Regions from separate parts of the Homo sapiens genome. Here region 1 is linked to region 2. Evidence: chromatin loops called from intact Hi-C (ENCODE). Cell type or tissue: Caco-2. All regions are shown on one strand. Each heading gives the region's core, and the rest is flanking DNA. Links, peaks and the distances in the headings are about the cores only.

Evidence for each region. Peaks named below come from ENCODE experiments on the same cell type or tissue, not always from the same donor. Only the 100,000 strongest peaks of a DNase experiment are listed, where the experiment ranks them.
Region 1: a loop joins it to region 2, with 10 times the contacts of the local background. A loop is called at or near these places in 71 of 110 quality-filtered maps.

What each region holds. Positions count from the first base shown.
Region 1 is chr20:47,149,289-47,152,096 of GRCh38, forward strand. All of the region lies in intron 10 of EYA2 (EYA transcriptional coactivator and phosphatase 2), which reads left to right. Among named protein-coding and RNA genes, the nearest start is that of MIR3616, 16 kb to the right of the region's middle. In Caco-2, for the core only: a CTCF peak has its summit at 1,524; a DNase peak (open chromatin) is centred at 1,533.
Region 2 is chr20:46,751,161-46,753,968 of GRCh38, forward strand. No RefSeq gene overlaps it. Among named protein-coding and RNA genes, the nearest start is that of SLC2A10, 43 kb to the left of the region's middle. In Caco-2, for the core only: CTCF peaks have their summits at 1,670 and 1,871; DNase peaks (open chromatin) are centred at 913 and 1,691.

The sequences.
Region 1 (2,808 bases), core at 41-2,540, 400 kb after region 2:
AATAGATATAAAGCCAGAAGAAAAGGGATCTAAAGTAGACAGAGAAGATAGGCTGACTCTCCAGTTGCAGATTTTCATTATCAGCTCATCACACCACCGAAACTCTCTGGTGATTTGCTATCCACATCCATGGCGTTTGGTGGCCCTAAAGATTGTAACGGCCCCCATCCTCTTGGTTAAAATGGCAGGTGTGTTGACAAGAACTGTCTTAGGTACCCCCTGCCTGCTGGGCATCACATTCTTCTTGGTATATATTAAAAGAACACAAGTTTGGGCCAGGCACGATGGCTCATGCCTGTAATCCCAGCACTTTGGGAGGCTGAGACAGTGGATCATTTGCGGTCAGGAGTTCAAGACCAGCCTCGCCAACATGGCAAAACCCCATCTCTACTAAAAATACAAAAAAAAAAAAAAAAAAAAAAATTAGCCAAGCAGGGTGGCGTGCACCTGTAATCTCAGTTACTTGGGAGGCTGAGGCAGCAGAAACCAGGAGGCGGAGGTTGCAGTGAGCCGAGATCACACCACTGCAGTCCAGACTGGGCAACAGAGCAAGACTTCATCTCAAAATAAGTAAATAAATACATACATACACACATACACACACGCAAGATTTGCAGGCAAGATGCAGCAGGACTGAGGAGGGGGCCTTCCTTGCTCTCCCTTGCCTTAGCAGGCAATCTGTCAATGTCAGGGTGTCCTCTGGAAGCCAGGAGGTGTGCCTGAGTGAGGTGCTGTCCCTGAAGAAGATGTCCAGGGGCTGGCATGGTGAGGGCAGTAGTAAGAGGGAGGCAAAGAGTTTGGCCCCAGGAGGGTGGAATTAATGCATCTGGCCAGGGAGTCAATGGTCGCACAGCAGTGGCTGAGGTTGGAGGCACCTGGCGTCATCCTGCCTCACCTGAGTTTCTGCTGCATTCTCTGGTCCTGGCCCCTGTCCGCTTCTCTTCACTCCCCTTGCCATTACCTCTGTGGTCTAAGTCACCATCATCTTTCTCTTGGACGTCATCACGGCCTTCTCACTGTCCCCCTGCTGTCTATGAATTAGGATACAAGCTCATCAAAATAAAGAGGCTTAAGTACAACACAGATCTGTTTCTCTCTCATGAGGAAATCTGAAATGTGAACAGTCTAGGGCCAGAAAGGCAGCTCTTCCATGCCAGAAGCCCAGGCACAGCGGCTTCCTTTTCCCCCACCCCCCGAAAGACAGGGTCTTACTCTGTCACCCAAGCTGGAGTGCAGTGGCATGGTCATGGCTCACTGCAGCCTCGACCTCCTGGGCTCAAGCCATCCTCCCACCTCAGCCTCCTGAGTAGCTGGGACTATAGGCAGGCGTCACCATGCTCCGCTAATATTTTTATTTTCTGTAGAGATGGAGTCTCCTATGCTACCCAGGCTGGTCTCAAATTCGTAGTCTCAAGGAATCCTCCTGCCTTGGGCTCTCAAACTGCTGGGATTACAGGCATGAGCCACCTATTCCAGGCACATTCCAGGCAGCAGGGAAAAGGAGGCAGAGACAGAGAAGGGCACCACCCAGCGGTTGCAGTTCTCTCTTCTGCTCACACCCCATTGGCCTTAACATAGTCACTTGGCCACACCTTCCAAGGCAAGGGAGCCTGGGAAATGTAGTCTTTATTCTGGACAGTCACGTGCCAATAAAAACTGCTACTAATAAAGGGGGAAGTGAATTGGGTATTGAGGGTCAGCTGGCAGTCTCATCCTGACACCTTTCCTCGGTTTTCATCACAGTAGCCAGAGAGGTGAAAAGGAAAGCTGAACATGTCACCTGCTTAAAACTCTTCAGTAGGCTGGGCACAGTTGTTTGCGCCTGTAATCCCAGCACTTTGGAAGGTCGAAGCAGGTGTATCACTTGAGGTCAGGAGTTCATGACCAGCCTGGCCAACATGGCAAAAGCCTGTCTCTACTAAAAATACAAAAACTAGCAGGTCATCGTGGTGGGCACCTGTAATCCCAGCTACTCGGTAGGCTGAGGCAGGAGAATCGCTTGAAACCAGGAGGCAGAGGTTGCAGTGAGGCAAGATCACACCTCTGCACTCCAGCCTGGGCAACAGAGCGAGACTCCATCTCAAAAAAAAAAAGCTCTTCAGTGAGCTATTATGGACTGACCCCACCTGCCTCTCCAGACTCTTTTTCTCCTACTCTTTTCATCATTTGCTCCACTCCAGATCCAATGGTCTTTTTTTAATTCCTTGAACATCCATGCTCCCCACTACCTTAAGATTCTGCCCACGCCATGCCCTCTGTATGGAACACGCTTCCCCACCATTCTCCCCTCCTCTTGTTCTCAAGGTCCAAGGCCTCGCCAGTTCCTATGCACCTCTTAAATCTCTGAACCAGTTCCATGTCCTTAGGGAAGTCTTACCCGATTCCCCTCAAAAGGTTAGATTCTGCCATCATATGCTCCCAGGACGCCTCATACTTATGCGGTACATTTTGTACTCTTTGTAACCATTTCATAATTATTTAAAGTAATTGATGTGAATTCTGTGTTCCCCACCAGCTGTGTATTCCAGGAGGGCAGAGAACATGTCCACTGTGTTCACTGCTATAACTGGCACATAGTAGGTGATCAGTAAATCGTTGTTTCTTGACGGTTGATGATCTTGCCCTACGACCCCATCCATGGTAACAACTGCCTTCTGGAATTTCTAACTTTCAGGAAACTGACTTTGTTTATGTGCCTTTGACTTTATTAGAAATTAAGTAGGTTAACGTCGTCCATACAAAACAGGATGTATTTCTCTTATCTGCAGAACTCTAGAGGTTAGCAATCCAGGGACCTCTTCTCGACGA
Region 2 (2,808 bases), core at 268-2,767:
GATCTCGGCTCACTGCAACCTCCGCCTCCCAGGTTCAAGCTATTCTCCTGCCTCAGCCTCCCAAGCAGCTGAGACTACAGGCACACGCCACCACGCCCAGCTAATTTTTATATTTTTAGTAGAGACGGGGTTTCACCATGTTGGCCAGGATGGTCTCTATCTCCTGATCTCATGATCTGCCCGCCTTGGCCTCCCAAAGTGCTGGGATTACAGGCGTGAGCCACCGCACCCGGCCAGCACTACACACTTCTAAGCAATCAGATCTGATGAGAACTCACTCACTATCACGAGAACAGCAAGGGGAAATTCGCCCCCATGATCCAATCACCTCCCACCAGTCCCTCCTCCAACACTGGGGATTACCATTTGACATGAGATTTGGGTGGGGACACAAATCCAAACCATATCAAAACCAGTCCTCTCTTTCAGCTTCTCCAACCTCCTTGAGCACTGGGGTAAGGATCACAAACCAATTTTTTTACCATTGCTTTTTGCAATTCCTGCAGAGGTGGAGGGAAGGGTGCTTGCTACCCACTGGGTTACTCCTGGCGTTTGGAGCTTCAGCCAAACGGAAGACAGAAAGAGTCCCATCCACACGCCACGGCTCTCATTTATCCCTTCAACAGGCGCCTGGATCCTCCGGTTCCACTTCTCAGGGTGTTCTGCCTTGCAGCTCTGGCAGCTGTTGTCTCCAGCCTGCATCAACTCAAATATGGAAAACATCCACGTTTTCTTTTCATTTTCTTGCCGCTTTCTAACAGTATCACTCATACATTTCAGAGAGTCCCATAGACTTTCCGTAAGGGGTGGAGTCACAGAAGCGGGCATCTGTTGCTTGGACGCCATCCACTTCCATTCGCCTCTAAGCTGATAGCTCTTACGGATCTGCTCCTCAGGGACCCCACCCATCTCCTAGTTAACCAATAAGAGCACCCCACCCCCACCATCCCAGCAACAATGATTGGTTCAGGAATGAGGGCGTGGCCAAAGCTAAGCCAACCAAAGCCAGTGATACTGGATTCTGGGACTAATTTTTAAATTTCTTAAGAAAAACTCTTCGTACTGGATTGCTGAGAGAATGGGATGTAAGGTCTGAACTCATGTCTGCCTTCATGCTACCAGCAAAGAGAACCTTGAAACCAAGTGCCCTGTATCCAGTAGGTGCTTAATAGTAGTTTATCGAGTGAAGGAAATAATGGGGAAAACATCTGCCAATGCAAGTAGTGCCAGTGCAATGATTCAAAGTGGTACTAAGTGCCCCCTGGAGAGGGCTGCATACACATGCAATTCCAAGTCTAAGAATGTATCTCACAGATACATTTGCACATGGACCCATATCAGTGTTACGGTGAAAGGTTGGACAGGTTATGCACTGCCCAACATTAGTGTGCACCATTCACATCAGGCGGGACAGAGTGGGAGAAGATAACTTTGCTGTAAACCTTTGTGCCCTGTGTGATTTTTTTTTTACCATGATCATATATAGTTTCTTCAGAAGAAAAATTTTTATATCAAAGCCGAAACTGTGCATTTACATTTCTTTATACATTGCTTGGCACATCAGTGCTCAATATGTATCAGCTGTATCAGCAGCCATCATTATTGTTATTTTTTAAGCTGTTTTGAAAACCTTACGGTGTTATTACACCATGGAGACACACGAGGGCGCGCCAGGCATCTATTTAAAAAGTGTTTTCATAGCAGTTCGTGGAGGCTGTAATTTTGAGTGTGTACAGGAGATGGGGGAAAAAGTCTTGGGGGTCCCGTGTGGGTGACAAGGGCAAGTCTTAGTTCCAACTTGGTCCAGTCTGCCAGCCTTGTCAATGAAATACCAGGACTCCCTTCCTGAGTGCTCCATAGTGGAATCAGGGTGAGCGTCCACTCTTTGCAAGTCCTTAGAGGAGAGAGCTGGCTGAGCCGGAGGACTGGCCCGGGGAGCCCCTGCTGCACCCGGACCTGTGTTCTCATCTGTGCAGCAGAAACAATCAAACCCACCTGCAGGGCTATCGTGAGATTAAGCAGGGTCTCTCAGAGATCAAAAGAAGCCCGAACTACTTTCTAGAGTGAAGAACTGGAAAGAAGAGAGAGAGAGAAGGAAAAGAAAGCCTCAAACAATCACCAAGATTGAAGTCACTCTCACAAGGTTAAATTTTACAACTCACCCCTCTGCCTCATATACACGGCAACCTAACAGTGCCAGGCAGAGATGGTGGGATTTATTTTAAAACAGTAACTTATATGGTCTGATAGAAGGACCCAAGCTTGGCCGGGCGCGGTGGCTCACGCCTGTATTCCCAGCACTTTGGGAGGCTGAGGCGGGTGGATCACGAGGTCAGGAGTTTGAGACCAGCCTGGCCAACATGGTGAAACCCCGTCTCTACTAAAAATACACAAATTAGCCGGGCGTGGCGGCGCGCGCCTGTAATCCCAGCTACTCAGGAGGCTGAGGCAGGAGAATTGCTTGAACCCTGGAGGCGGAAGCTGCAGTGAGCGGAGATAGCACCACTGCACTCCAGCCTGGGTGACAGAGCGAGACTCCGTGTCAAAAAAAAAAAAAAAAAGAAAAGAAAAAGAAGGACCCAAGCTTAATAATTTCTTTCTGACCCCTTCTGCTATCAGTTCTGGCGGTGCTTCTCCGTGATTTGGGTATAAGCTTATTCGATAAGGTTATACATATACTCATAAGATAATACACAAAAGCATATGCAGAGGGCTGCGGCAGACAGATTGCTGGTCTACTGGAAAGCCAGCTCCCCTTCTTGGCTAAGAGAGTGCCCAATGTGTTCCATGCACGGCGGATGACAATGT